2 separate regions of the Homo sapiens genome follow, and region 1 is linked to region 2. A link is a loop called in an ENCODE intact Hi-C map of the cell type or tissue named here. Cell type or tissue: Panc1. All regions are shown on one strand.

What was found. Hi-C counts contacts between places; a loop is a spot of excess contacts. Peaks named below come from ENCODE experiments on the same cell type or tissue, not always from the same donor. Only the 100,000 strongest peaks of a DNase experiment are listed, where the experiment ranks them.
Region 1: it touches region 2 in a loop (7-fold over the local background); 72 of 110 quality-filtered maps call a loop at or near these places.

Annotation. Positions count from the first base shown.
Region 1 is chr6:117,552,551-117,560,550 of GRCh38, reverse strand. GOPC (golgi associated PDZ and coiled-coil motif containing) reads left to right here. Exons shown (of 9, transcript NM_020399.4): 9 at 1-282. It also overlaps a transcript of DCBLD1 not described here. Among named protein-coding and RNA genes, the nearest start is that of GOPC, 46 kb to the left of the region's middle. RefSeq lists an enhancer at 2,224-2,273. In Panc1, CTCF peaks have their summits at 4,218 and 4,455 (motif pointing right); no DNase peak of the experiment used is centred here; H3K27ac peaks cover 3,123 bases.
Region 2 is chr6:117,341,609-117,349,608 of GRCh38, reverse strand. ROS1 (ROS proto-oncogene 1, receptor tyrosine kinase) reads left to right here. Exons shown (of 44, transcript NM_001378902.1): 28 at 5,347-5,549; 29 at 7,065-7,209; 30 at 7,977-8,000. Among named protein-coding and RNA genes, the nearest start is that of VGLL2, 80 kb to the right of the region's middle. In Panc1, CTCF peaks have their summits at 3,084 and 3,283 (motif pointing left); no DNase peak of the experiment used is centred here; H3K27me3 peaks cover 637 bases.

The sequences.
Region 1 (8,000 bases), 210 kb before region 2:
TGCAGTGGACTTATGCTGTTTTCATGTTTAGAAACAAAAAGGTTTCATGTGATTCATGTGTAAGATGCACAGTATTTGACATCCTGATTATGTAATCCCTATTCCATCTATCCAGTCTTACACTTATGGTTGGCCTCAAATCTATTGCATTTATGATAATGTATTATATCTAGTTGAGTTTAATATTTTTTTATTAGCCTGTAAATAAAGATGGCATCTTCTACATTAAAATGATATTGATCTCATTTTTTTAAATAAACATTTTGTTTCCTTGACGTTAAATATTTTGGCTTGTTATTTATTTCTAGTAGTTCTATTATTTGTACCAACATGTCATAAAGTCTGTGCAAAGGACTTGGCTTAATTTTGTGTTATAAATATTGCCAGCTGTTGTTATCTATGAGGAAAACATTGATGAAAGTTAGAAAATCAATCCTGTTTTTAAGATACTATTTAAAAGGGTATTCTTCCATTTTGACATCTAAGTATATATGATTTAGAAGTTCCTAAGTTATATGTAAAATAATTTTTGGAAAATACTTGTAAATGAATTACTTGAGTTATGAACATTTAGAAATGTTATGAACATTAGAAATACATTTTTGTCACTGACTAACCTTGATTTAGTGCTAATACATATATGCTTTCCGTGTGTTGATTTAAGCTCCCAATTCACCAAGTGATTTGAAAAGAAGTCTTTTCCCCAGAATACAACCCCATAGGATATTGGTCAATTTATGAATTTTTTTTTGGTCAGTTTATGAAATTTTAAAGAGAACTTGTATTTTCATTGTTAATCAGTATTTTATTTTAGGTGGTTTTATAACTAACCTTAAAGAAACACTTTAAAAGTATTGCAAATTACCGTGCACTGTTGGTGCTGAATATTTGTTCAATAATGAACCTTTTTCAGGTGTGATTTGAGAGCTATAATCACCACGGCAGCAGCCATGAGAATGCATCTGTCAGTTCTCGTGCAGGAGGGAGCATAGCTTACTGAAGGTCCAGCTGCTGTGGTCTGAAATCCATCCCTGTGTACATGGTGAGGCTATGCTCCTCCATGCTGCTGCCAGTCAGTGACTGATTATGACAGGGATATTATATGATGACTCCTCAACTTTAGCTGGAGCACTCCACGATGGTCTTGCCAAACTCCCTTAGGATTACATTGTAGTCCAAGTTGCTTTCACCCAACCTTCCTTCCTCCTTTCATTCACCTTGGGTCTTAACTCCATTGTGATCTCATTGCCTTCCAGCCTCCAATCAACTCCAGCTTCCTACCTATTTTTCCTCACTGGCATTGCCGTTAATAAATCTGTTGCACAGCAGATCCCTTTTTGGTGTTGGCGTCTGCTTCTTAGAGAGGCTAGATTAACACAAGTGACCATGAGTGAGATTTGAGGAAACAGGTAATAAGATGGGCATTAGGAACCCACCCAAAGGGTAAAGACAGTGACATCTGGTTGGTGAGTATAGTTTATCTAGTCGTTGGCACAAAATCATGGCTCAGTGGCTATTTCACAAATGGTGTGCAGAAAAGAGTTAACAGAACAGGCCTGAACCTGTTGTCTTTAGGTCTGCTTGCAAGGTTGGACCTTGGCTAGCGTCCAGCAATTTGGATATCAGGAGTATTCCCATTATCCCCTTGCTGGTAAGTGCGGTTTACTGTGCCTGAAGTGTTTGTACAAACAGTAGGATTTTTGTTGAACACTTACTTTCCTCTGGGAATCTAGAATTTTGGTACATGCTAGGCAGAGGGTACCTACACTGACTTCCCTAAAACCTTGACTCCTAGGTTCAGTCAGGCAAGCTTCCTAGGTGGACAACACTTGATGTATTGTTACACATTATTGCTAGAGGAATTAAGCATGTCCTGTGTGACTCCATTGGGAAATGAATCTTGGAGCTTGTACCTGATTTTCTTGGGACTGTGCCCATATGCCTTTTCCCTTTCCTCATTTTGCTTTATATTCTCTGTAATAAATCATAATTGTGAATAAAGCTTTGCTTAGTCTGATGAGTCCTAGCAAACCACTCAACTTGGGGAGAGTTTTGGAGACTTGGGACTGAAATTGGAAAACATTTTATTTAAATTGGAAAAAATTATTAAATTGGAAAAAATCCAGCTTATGGAGAGGGGAACTCTCCAGGAGGGTCAGTGATGCAGACATTTGAAAAATGTGGGAGAACAACATCTACAAGAATAGCAGAGTTGGCCGGTTACAGCAGGATTGTATTAATGACCTACAGAAATGGATGGAGGGGGGCAGCTCCCAAGGAGGCCTTACCTCCTACAATGGAGGGATTGAAACAGCTGAGCTTCAGGCTGAACACCTAAGTGTTAAGAGTTGCTGAGTTTCAGACACTTGAATGTTCAGCGAAACCTCTTCTATTTTGTGAAAGTCAAGGCCCTGGTGAGGAAAACCTAGAACCATGGGGAGATCTGGATGGCTGCACCTGAGAGACTTTGCAATCTCTACTGGACTGTTGGTCTTAAGAAGAAGCCCACGCTTCTCTAATAAGACCTTGTACCTTGTCTATGCTCCAAGATGTTACAGAGGCTGCTACTAACCACATCCCTAAGGCAATACCTGCCCCTACCTAGTCTGCTGCCAGGCCTGTAACTAGGGCTAAATCCTAGTAAAGCCAGGATGGGAGATGTGCTGGGCCTGATAAAGGAGAAAAGAAACTACACAAAAAGTGTAAGAATTAGCTAGCACATTCTGGCAAAAACCAAAGGAGTACTCCTAGAACTGAATTTTATATTTTTTATTTTTATTTTTTTTGAGACGGAGTTTCACTCTTGTTGCCCAGGCTGGAGTGCAATGGTGCAATCTTGGCTCACTGCAACTTCCATCTCCTGGGTTTAAGTGATTCCTCTGCCTCAGCCTCACAAGTAGCTGGGATTACAGGTGCGTGCCACCACGCCTGGCTAATTTTTGTATTTTTAGTAGAGACGGGGTTTCACCATGTTGGCCAGGCTGGTCTTGAACTTTCTGACCTCAGGTGATCCATCCGCCTCCCAAAGTGCTGGGATTAGACTGGCCACCGTGCCCAGTCTGGAATTGACTTTTGAGAGTGCTTGATCAGGGTGTAAACTTATTAAAAGAAAGAACTGAAATTAGAAAACATTTTATTTAAATTGGAAAAAATCCAGCAATATGTTGTTTAAAAGGAACATACCTAAAACATAAGGACATAAAAAATTTGAAAGTGAAAGGAGAAAGAATATACACTGGGCATATTTTCTCCAAAAGAACATGGATACAGTTATATTTTTTAAAAACAGACTTTAAGAAAAAAACCATTAGGGATAAAGGTTACTTAAATTCTTAAAGAACCAATTTACTACAATGTTAAATCTATCATCATAGTGGGAGATTGCAACAAAACTTTCAGGCAAATTAGGAAAGAAGGAAGATTTGAACAACAAGCTTGATTTAAAGTTTTAAGAGGGCATTTGGTTGTAAAAGAAATACCTCTGGCGTCTAAGTAAGAAGATAAAAAGTGAGCAAAAAACAGAGATTTTTCAAAAGAAAACATACAAGTGGATGATAAACATGAAAAAAAAAGTTCAACATCACTAATCAGAGAAATGCAAATTAAAACCACAATGAGATATCATCTTACACCAATCAGAATGGCCATTATTAAAAAGTCAAGAAACAGATGTTGGGGAGGCTACAGAGTAAAGGGAGCACTTACACCGTTGGTGGGAATGTAAATTAGTACAACCTTTACGGAAAACAGTATAGAGATTTCTCAAAGAACTAAAAATAGAACTACCATTTGATCCAGCAACCCCACTACTGGGCATATACCCAAAGAAAGAAAGAAATTATATTGAAAAGATACTGGCACTCGTATGTTTATCACAGCACTATTCACAATAGCAAAGATATGTATGGAATCAACCTAAGTGTCCATCAATGGATGACTGGATAAAGAAAATGTGGTAAATATATACCATTGAATACTATTCAGCCATGAAAAAAGGAATGAAATCATGTCTTGCAGCAACATGGATGGAACTGAAGACCATTATCTTAAGTGAACTAACTCAGAAACAAAGTTTACTACCACATGTTCTCACTTATAAGTGGGAGCTAAATAAAGGGTACACATGGACATATATAGAGTGGAATAATAGACGTTGGAGACTACAGAAGATAGGAAGGTGGGAGGTGGGTGAGGGTTGAAAAATTACCTATTGGGTATAATGTTCAGTATTCAGGTGATGGTTACACTAAAAGCCCAAACTCCACCACTACGCAATATATGCATGTACAAAACCTGCACTTCTACCCCCTAAACCTATAAAGATAAAAATATATTTTAAAAAAGGAAGATAGGTAATGGACTATAACAAGGAAAATTAGATAAAATATAGGCCGACACTAAAACTTGGAGTCTATGCGTTGGAAAGGTAGAATTTGCAATTTGGTAAATTGCCAGCAGGGGGCAGCAGATTCCAGATGCATTATTAATTTTACTTTTATTAGCGGTGTAAGGCTTTTTGAAACTCATCAAATAAAATACTCCTGTGAAGATCAATAAATTGAAGGCTGATTTTTCCAGGGTCACACAGCTAGTTAAGTGTCTGAGCCAAGACTCAAATCCCTCTCTTAATTCTACTTTAATAGGCCACAAAGAAGGAAAGGGGAAATATAGATAAAATTGTCAGCTTTCAGTCCTCCTATTCCAACAATTATTTTTATTTTTTCCATGCTTGCCAACTGCAGTAGAATTTTTCTAAAGTTTTCTTAAAAGGTGCACGGTTTGATGGACCCTTGGCTTGATACAGTTTTGATTTCTAAAAATGATGATTGTGCTGGGTTTGAATTTCACAAGAAACTGTTTGGCTGTAGTGGAGTGACTATAGAATGAGAGAACTCCTAGAGTTACATAGTAGAATTCTAGATCGTCAAGACTATAGCATTCCCCTGCCCCCACCAAATACGGAATAAGTTATTTCTTGCTTGTGTGCATACTGTCCCCATATTCTTTAGGAAGCAATACTGCAACAAGGATATTTGTGTCCTTTTGTGACATTTGAGGATGTGTCATGCTCACTAGGTGCCCTCTACTGTCATGTTCACCATGGTTGAGGGCATTTTTAACCTCTGCCTAAGGCAGTAACAAATGGGTTGTTGGCTTCTGAAACAGGAGAACTACAAAAAAAAACCCTGATTTTTCAGAGGAAAAAGGCAAACTGCTGACTAAACTAGTCATGAAAAAAGGGAGTAAATGCAAATATACAAAACAAGAAATAAGAGAGAAATACCCATAAAAGAGAAAACTAAAAGGATAATAATGGACTACTTTGTTCAATTCTATAGGAATAAATTTGAAAACTTTTCTAGGAAAATGTAATTTACCAAAACTGTTCCCAAGGAAGTTTTAAAATCTAAACAAACCAATTTCCATAGGAAAAATTGAAGGAATTGTCAAAGTGCTCTCCCCACAAATTACCAAAATACATGATTTCACAGGGCAATGCTACTAAACGTTCAAACAACAGCTAATTCTAATGCCTAGCAAGAGAACCAAAAAAGGGAAGAAAAATTCTAAATTGTTTCTGTCAAGCTAATAATATCTGATCAAGATTGCCACAAAGAAAGAAAAGCCCTGATTCACAAAAGATTTTTTTTTTTTTTTTGCAACTGAGTCTCGCTCTGTTGCCAGGCTGGAGTGCAGTGACTCGATCTCGGCTCACTGCAACCTCCGCCTCCCAGGTTCAAGCGATTCTCCTGCCTCAGCCTGCCGAGTAGCTGGGACTACAGGCACAAGCCACCACTCCCGGCCAATTTTTATATTTTTAGTAGAGACAGGGTTTCACCATGTTGGCCAGGACAGTCTCGATCTCTTGACCTCATGATCCGCCCGCCTCAGCCTCCCAAAGTGCTGGGATTACAGGCATGAGCCACTGCACCTGGCCCACAAATGAATATTAATGTAAAAATCCTAAGTAAAATCCTATCCATGCAAATTTAATACAGTAATGGATTCATATCTATAACCAGATGTTTAACATTGGGACATCTAATTATGTAATTAATCATCTGACTGGCTCTAGGGAGGAGTCCTATGGAGGAAAATCATATTTTCCATAGATGCTGAAAAGACTTTGCTCAAAATTAAGCACATTCCTTGTGAGGGGGAAAAAAAGGAATAAATAGATGCTTTCTTAACATAATAAAGTTTACCTCAACATAATAAATCTATCTCTGCCTAAAAGCCAGCATCATGCTAAGGTGGGAGCTACTAGAAGTATTTAATATGGTACTGGAAGTATTGCCAATAGAATTAAATGTACACATAAATATTGGAAAGGAGATAGCACTAGCACTATTTGCAAACGTGATCAAATTCCAGAAAAACCTAAGAGAATCAACTAAAAGCTACTAGGAATAATAAGGACATTTAGTAAAGGAGCAGCATACAAATTAGTCACAGAAATCGAACAGGAAGGCTGCATATAATAGCTAACACCACGTGGCACTTATCATGGGTCAGACACTGTTGTAAGGGTTTTATGTACATTAATCCTTGTAATCTTCACCACAACCCTATAAGGTATATACCATTATTATCTCCATTTAGAAATAAGGAAATGGAGTCATAGAAAGTAAGTCCTTCTTGGTCACAACTAAGGCAGAATTTGAGCCCAGGGAGTCTAAGCCCCAGAATCCATGCTTTTTACCACTAGGCCATACTAGTTCTTGATACATAAAAGAGGAGGTGGGGACAATTTACAATGGCAGCAACAACAAAAAAAACACCTAAGTACAAATTAAACAAAAAATGTGCAGTACTTATGTGAGCACCCTTTAAAATCCCCTGAAAGGATGCAAAAGGGGCTTGAACAAATGGAAAGGGATACTACGTTTTGTGTACCTATATAACTGACTAAAAACTACATTAGAAAAAGAATGAATGGAAATAAGGCAGACAAAAATTCCAAGAAGAGATCACTGTTCGAAGAAAGACAATAGGTAATTAGAAGGGCTTAGTATATTAAGGGAGAATTCTTTATACTTGGGAGAGATTTGAGGAAGTTTAAAGGCTGAGGGGGAGACCTCCAATGAAAGGAAGAAGAAGATAAAGGAAAAAGGGATAATAGGAGCAAAGAGATAAGGGGAAGGCAGTGGGATTTAAGATCACAGATGAAGGTTTCTAACACTTTTTCCATTGACACAGGAAGGAAGGAGGAAAGGAATGAAGTGGATACAGGTTTTGTGAGAAGAGGAATCAGCAGGAAGTTAGTTCTGATTTTAACGACTTTTATTTTTAGGTGAAGGAAGTGGCAAGATCAGAGTAAGGGAGAGTGTGAAAAGTGGCACTGCTTTGGAATAATTGCTAAGGGGTACGGAAAAAGGGATCAAAGATAAATAAAAGCGTTGAGGAGTGATGGGCCCCCAGTAAACTGGAAACCGAGCTTTTGTAACAGCCACAGTGTGAATAGTTCTGCAATGTTCCCCTGCTGCTGTGATGAAGATGGAGAGATGGTATTCTCAAGGGGAATTATGTTGTTGGGGTCTCATGGTTCGGGGCTCCTGGAAAGAAAATGGAGTGAAAATGCTGAGACAAACCAGTTCGATGATGGATAGGGAAGGAAATGCAACCCAAAAGGATTAACAACTAGAGGAAAATGATGGGATCTAGGGGTTTGGTATCTAAATGAGATCAGTGACTAAGTAGGTGGAAAGCTGAAGAACTCAGGGGGTTTTGAGCTGATAGAGAATTGCTGGAGATTAGGTTTACAGTGCTGGGGTTCTTGCTGATGACAAGAATGTGGACATGTGTGGGAGTGGTTTAAATGGAAAGCAGGTTACTAGAGTGGAAGTCAAGAAACCATAAAAATGACCATGTTGGGCACTTCATTCTCTAGCATGATTACAAAGGAGGAATGAAGAAGACCTAGAATTAGGTGAATGTCCTCAATGAATGGAAAAAAGTGGCCTGGAAGATATTAGGTGTCACAGCAAAAAGAAAAAGGT
Region 2 (8,000 bases):
AACAAATATGGTAGATCTTAATTTAACTATATTAGTAGTCACTTTGAACATCAGTGGTCTAAATACACCAACTAAAAGACAGAAGTTGTTTGAGTGGATCAACAAACAGACTCAACTATACATTGTCTATAAGAAACCCACTTTAAATATAAAGACACATCATATAGATCAAAAGTAAAGGGATGGAGATAGTATATCATGCTATCGCTAATCAAATGAAAGAAGAAACAATTTCAGACAGCAGACTTCAGAGCAAGGAAAGTTATAAGGGATAAAGAGGGACATTACATAATGATAAAGGGATCAGTTCTCCAAGAAGATGTAATAATCCTTAATGCATATATCTCTAACAACAGAGCATCAAAATACATGAGGCAACAACTGATAGAACTGCAAGAAACAGATGAAGCCACTATCACCATTGAAGACTTCACGACATCTATCAGAAATGGGCAAATCCAGCAGAAAAAAAATCACTAAGGATATACTGATGAACTCAATAACACCATCAATTAATTGGCTGTAATGGACATCTATCTACTATTAATAATTTTTCCAACAACAGCAGAATAAACATTCTTCTCAAGCTCACATGGAACATTCACCAAGACAGAACATAAAATACACTTCAACAAATTTAAAAGAATAGAAATCATACAATATCTGTCCTCAGACTACAATGCCATTTAACTAGAACTCAATAACTGAAAGATAGCTGGAAAATCTCAGAACACTTGGAGATTAAACAACGTATTTCTAAATAACAAATGGGTAAAAGAAGAAATCTCAAATTAAAAATATTTTGAACTAAAAATGAAAACAAAACATCAAAACTTACGGGAATCAGTAAAATCAGTGCTTAGAGGGAAGTTTACAGCACTGACTGCATGTATTAAAAAAATAGATCTAAAATTATTTAAGCTTTTACTTTAGGAAACTAGAAAAAGAAGAGTAAATTAAGTCCCAAATAATAATAAGAAACAAAACTAAAACAAAAGAAAAAATAAAAAGGAAGTATAGTAGAAATCAATGAAATTGAAACAGGAAATCAATAGAGAAAAATCAATGAAGCCAAAAACTGGTTCTTTGAAAAGATAAATAAAATTGATAAGCCTCTAGCCAGGCTAAGAAAAAAAGAGAGTGGATGCAAATTGCTAATAGTAGAAATGAAGGCGGGGACATCTCTGTAGAACCCATGGAGATTAAAAGGATAATCAAGGAATACTATTAACAACTCTATGCTCACAAATTTAATAACCTAGATGAAATGGACCAATTCTTTTAAAGACACAATATGCCAAAACTCACAGAAGAAGAAATAGACAATCTGAATATGTCCACATCTATTAAATAAGTGGAATCAATAATTAATAGCCTTCTGAAATAGAAAGCACCTGGGCCAGATGGATTCAATGATGCATTCTATCAAACATTTATGGGAAAATTATACCATCTCTACAATGTCTTTCAGAAAATTGAACCAGAGGGCCTACTTCCAATTAGGCCAATGAATGAGTTTATTCTAGGCCAGAATTACCCTAAAACCAAAACTAGACAAATATATTACAAGAAAAGAAAATTTTAGACCGGTGTCTCTCTTGAATATTGCAAGAATTGCAAAAGTCCTGAACAAAATATTAGCAAATCAAATCGAGCAATATATTAAAATAGTTTTATATCACAGTCAAGTGGGATTTATCCCAGCTATGCAAGTTTGAGTCAACATTTGAAAATCAATTAATGTAGTCCACTATATCAACAGACTAAAGAGGAAAAATCAGGCGGTCACATTGATAGATGCAGAAAATGCTTTTGACAAAATTCAACACGGATTCAGGATGAAAAATCCTCAGCAAACTAAGAATAGGGGTAACTTCCTTGAGAAAGAACATGTATAAAAAAACTTGTTGTTAACATCATTACTTAATAGTGAGAAATTAGAGGCTTTCTCACTAAATCAGAAACAAGGTAAGGATGTTCCCTCTCCCAATTTCTTTTCAACACTGCAGTGGAAGTCACAGCATGCAACAATACAAGAAAAGGTATACAATACAAGAAAAGGTATACTGATTGGGAATGAAGAAATAACGCTGTCTTTGTTCACAGATGACATGATCATCTATGTAGAAAATCTGAAAGAATTGACAAAAAGACTCCTGGAACTCATAAGTGATTATAGCAAGTTTGCAGGACACGAGGTTAATATACTAAACTCAATCACTTTCCTGTATACCAGCAATGGACAAGTGGAATTAGAAATTAAACACACAGTATCATTTACATTAACACCCACAGAAAATGAAATACTTAGGTATAAATCTAACAGCATATGCACAAAAATCTATATGAGAAAAACTATAAAACCCTGATGAAAGAAATCAAAGTGCTAAATAAGTATAGAGATATTCCATGTCATAGATAGGAAGACTCAATATTGTCAAGATGTCATTTCTTCTCAACTTATCTATAGATTCAATAAAATCCCAATGAAAATCCCAGCTAAAGTTATTTTGTAGATATTAACAAACTGATTCTAAAGTTTATATGGAGAGGCAAAAGACCTAGAATAGGTAGCTATCACAGTATTGAAGGAGAAGAACAAAGTTGGGGAAGGCTGATATCAACTATATGACATTCTGGGAAAGTAAAAAACTATGTAGACAGTAATAAGATCACTAGTTGCGAGAAGGCTGGGGGAAGAAGTGGCGAATAGACAGAGCAGAGAGGACTTTGAAGGCAGTGGAACTATTCTATGTGATACTATAATGGTGGATACAGCTCATTACACATTTGTCCAAACCCGTAAAATGTACAATACAAAACTGAACTCTAATGTAAACTATAGACTTTGGGTAATAATGATGTCATTGTAGGCTCATTGATTGTAACAAATGTACTACTTTGGTAGGGGTATTGATAATGGGGGAAAGTTATGCATGTGTGGAGAAAAGGAGTATCTGGGAAATCTTGGTACATTCCTCTCAATTTTGCTGTGAATCTAAAACTGACTAAAAAATAAAGTCTTACCAAAAAAAAAAGACGTCCATGCAGTATCTGAAGTTGAACGACACACACACATATCCTCCTCCCAGCCACATACACAAACACGCTCCAAAATGAAGTCCCAAGAGTGGCATGAGTTTTTTTTTTAAACTGGAACTCATTAAGAGTATGATTAATACTCATTATTTTCTTTAAAAAATGGAGTCTATTTTATGTTGCTAGTTTCTAGGTACATTATTAAGAATACTTTACCTCCATCTGCTGGAAATTTTAAGCAATTACAAGTTATCTTGGTCCTTTTTTTCTGAAGGTATTCAATTATCTTCAAAATGTATGGGATAAAAAAAAAAATGTAAGGGAAAAACCTGTCTTTCTGTCCTGAATAATGTTTCTGACACTTCAACATGTCATATTATATCAATTAAATAAAAGAACGACAAAATTACCAATGACTTTTGAATTAGATAATTGCTCTGATTGCTCACATGTGTATCCCATTCTCTGTTCAGATCAGAAATCAGTACAAACTGAATATATTGGATAAATATTGGTTGAACTGAAGAGTGGTTCATCTTGTAACTTTAGTAAGGTTATCCATCTCTAAACCCCCATACTTTCCAAATGTCCTCAAACTTAGGTTCACAGTGCCCTTGACACTGTTGTTGGAGATTTTCGATGTACTTCTAATTTTAAACATTTTTTCCTGCATTTTGGAATTCATATTTGGAATTCCCAGACCAGACCAGCATTATTTTCTCTAACTTTTCATTTTAGTCTCAGTAATGATGATAGTAATAGCTAACATTTATTTAATGTTCTTACCATGTGCTAGGGATAGAGTGATATATAAATATCTGTAAAGCAGGCCATTGTCTCTGTTTACAGAAGAGCTGGAGTAACCTTCCCAAGACAAAAAAGTTAGCAAGTGAAGGAGCTGGCTTCATCAAGTTTTTGTCACTTAGACATTTACCCCCTAATTTTCTTACTTGCTGAATGCAAAGGTTGTATTTTATATGTGGCTAATATGAATTCATAAGGATCGACAACACATACTAAATACCTAATATATGTCAGGCACCCTCCTGGGGCTCTGGTGGAACAAAGATAATTCAAGCACAGTCTCAGCCAAAGATAGTTACATTCTAGTGCTAGATGAAGAAAAGAAAGCAGCAAAAGAAAACCAAAACCAAAATCACATGTGGCTAGTGCACTGGTAGAAGAACACGTGAAGTGGAGTGAGGACAGAGAGGAGATGTCCTTCACCTGGAATAGGAAGGCAGAAAGGGCTTCCCAGGAAAAATGATGCATGAATTGAGGCTTAAGTAAGGTTAGGCAGATGGGGAAGATCATTCCAACCTGAAGAGACTACCTATGTGAAGGGTTGGAGGGGTAGAAGTCCTGCAGTGTGTAGATAGTGTACTGTGGTTAGAGTGAAGGATGGCTTTGCATAGCAGAGACTGGATATGCGGGCAGGAGCCAGATTGCACAGTGCCACGCACAATGAGTTAAAGAGTTGGCTAACTGGTGTAAGATTGTTAGATTTCATATTAAAATCATATTTGGAGTTATTTGCATATTATGTAATTATGCTACATTTTTAGGTGATGTTTTACATAAAGACTGAGAGTGAATAGGTCAAGAAGTTGTGTTCAGCTGCAAGTGACAGATCTGCGATTTTTCGAGGCTTAAGCCTGCGGTATGGTTGCGCTACTGCACTGGTCTAGAACAGACCATTTCCATTGTAGTCTCTGTGACTGGGGCTCCCTGGAGTTGTGCAGCGTGCAAGGTGTTTGGTTGTAAGCGGTGGCCAGGGAGCTCCACAATGCCATCAATCACCTGGACTTGATCTTTCCCCAAACATCCTTAGTGAGTCCTTTATTCAATTCTCACAAGATGGCTGCCGCCCCTCTTGCATAGTGTCCGCCTCCTGGGTTGGGGGAGGGTGAAGGACAGAGGTGCGCCACAGTGATAAGCACATCTGACTAACCAGACCGTGTCACATGATTGTCTGGGCTGCAATCAAACTTCAGAAACAGTTTTTCCTCCCAGCATACTGCCCTGAACAATATCAGATATATATGAACTTGAAGAAAAGGAGAGGACATTGGGTAGACTGTAGCAGTACATACTACACATACTACACACAGTATCAAGCTGCAGCCATTTTTGTTTCTTCAAAGAGAATATTATTTCAAATCATTTTCATATTTATGTTTTCAAGCAAAAGTTATGTATGCTCTACAAATTTCTTTCTAAGCTTTGATATTATTCTTGTTAAAAATCTGCTTTTCCTCTCATATATATAGTATAGATATTTAATCTTTTGGTTTCTTCTTATTTTAGATAAAGCGTTTCTGTCTCTAGCTTCAGACACTGTGGAACCAACTATACTTAATGCCACTAACACTAGCCTCACAATCAGATTACCTCTGGCCAAGACAAACCTCACATGGTATGGCATCACCAGCCCTACTCCAACATACCTGGTTTATTATGCAGAAGTTAATGACAGGAAAAACAGCTCTGACTTGAAATATAGAATTCTGGTAAGATTGGAACTAGTGGTCTTTGTCTTTTCACAAGATGTTCTTTTTTGATATAAAATTATGAGCCATAGTAAAGTATTTCCTATATGTTCTGAAATGGACTAGTACGCAACTTTTTTACAGCTAATGATTCATCAAAACATATTGTGTTCTAGTTTTCTTGACTGGGAGTAAGTTAAGCTTCAAGGAAGTATATCAACTCTTGCCCATTGATGGATTGCCATGGTAACCGTTTTCTGAGTGTCCAGAAAGAATTGGGTTTATTCCCCTCCCTGATTATCTAATTATCCTCAGAGAGAATGATAGAGAATTATTTTTGCAGCCTATGGAGCAGACTGAAGATTGAAGAGTAAGAAATGAACTGGACGGAAAGAACATTGCCTTATACCTCTTCTCCACAGCATTTATCTAATATAAAAATTGTACATTATATTTTGTCTTTTGTTTCCTATGTGCAGAGAAATATACTGCTATGCAGATACTGTTTTTAGTCATCATTGTATGCCTAGCACCTAGCACAGTTAGTGGCACTGTGTAGGCATTCACTAACTATTTCTTGAATGAATTGGCACTATTCATTCAATCATTGAAATGATGAAATGTATTCATTAGTATTTCAGTTGTCTTAGTGATGGAATCACATATATCCAATATTTTGCTTTGTGCTTGGCTTTATTTAGCCTGTTCAAAAGGTGAAATTGACTAACTGTTGGATGTTAAACACTATATGTTTTCCCATAAAGTGTATGTGATTTTTCATTCCTTCCTTAATTTTGTCTAATTAACCCTTTTTACACATTTCTAAAATAAGTAATTTCAGATAGATCATTTGGCTGGCCAAGATTGGACTTGGCAGCACTGGTCATGTCTGTTATTAAATTTAATCTATCTTATTGTCTTCTCATTGATTAACAGTGGTCTAAGACAGTGGTTCTCAACCTTGGCGGCACATCGAAGCTTTAAAAAAAAAAAACAAAACACTCTGCATCTAGGCTTCACCCCAGATAACTCAATCAGAATCTCTGGCAATAGAACCCAGGCATAGTAGTTTCTTAAAACTTCCCAGATGATAGCAAAGTATAAACAAAGTTGAGAACCATTGGTCTAAGGAAAGTCTTTTTACTCTCTTAAACTTTATTTCTAAGAGTGATTAGATACTATAAAAATATTTTATTGTATTCACATATGTGTCACATGTTTTCTACCATCTTGCTGAATTTCTAATACAATGTTAATGAAATAGTGTCCTCTTCTAGGAATTTAACTTCCCATGTGAAACAATTTATGCCACAAAACCAACTGAAGGCTACCAATCATTTGGTATTTATTCTTGGAAACATTGAACAACTCAGGTCTGGGTAGATTGGACAGTGGTATTACCATTAATAATCCAGAATTTAAAATAAATTAATTTTTTTGAGCCTTTAACTTTGTTCTCTCTTTGATTAAATAATTTCTACCAATTTGTATAAAATGTTAAAAATAAGATGTTGATTTTTAAAAAATCAATTACAGGAATTTCAGGACAGTATAGCTCTTATTGAAGATTTACAACCATTTTCAACATACATGATACAGATAGCTGTAAAAAATTATTATTCAGATCCTTTGGAACATTTACCACCAGGAAAAGAGATTTGGGGAAAAACTAAAAATGGAGGTAAGTTATGGGCTTGTTGTGGGTTTCTCAAGCAGAATATTGTGATATATGTGCTGTGTATGTTGATGTTTATTTTTTAAAATCTGAATGCGAAGTAATTTTAGTAAGCTTTTTTAAGTTTAATAAGAAAAATGTGTTTGTAGAAAACTTTGACCTGACCCTTACTCTAACCCCTGAAGCTAACTAATAATATTCTATTAAAATAGAAAGCAACTAGGAGGTAAAACATTGAAATCAATATTGTTTGACCAAGAAACACATTATTTGGTCTCACCACACAGTGTCACTTTTTCCAGATACTCATAGGTTTCTGTACATGTGGTGAGCTATAGAAAAACCAAGCTTTTTTTCTATGTGAATTTTACTGAGGCCTGAGCTGTAAAGTTATGCAACAGTATAGCCTTAAAGAAAATAGGTCTGAAAAGGTTTTCTAAGAGCTGATGAGGTGGTGATTATTATGAGGTGATGACGTTTATTTCAGATGTCTCTGATGATATTCACAAAACTCACCCAAATTGGGTTATTCCCCGTTGGCCATATCCTTGAGCTGGAGTCAGAGAATGATTTGGTCACTGGGCAAAAATAAGTGGGAGCCTTTTAGGCAGTCTGTTAACCTACGATTATAGAAGAGGCTGACTTTCTTTCTGGACATGTGTTATTTATTCTGCTCATACCACATGATTACTCTTCAACCCAAACTCCATTACTTCTTTCCATCTTTCAGTGCTATTGCAGCATCCTTTATCATTCCTTGCTATTTATTTCAGTACCAGAGGCAGTGCAGCTCATTA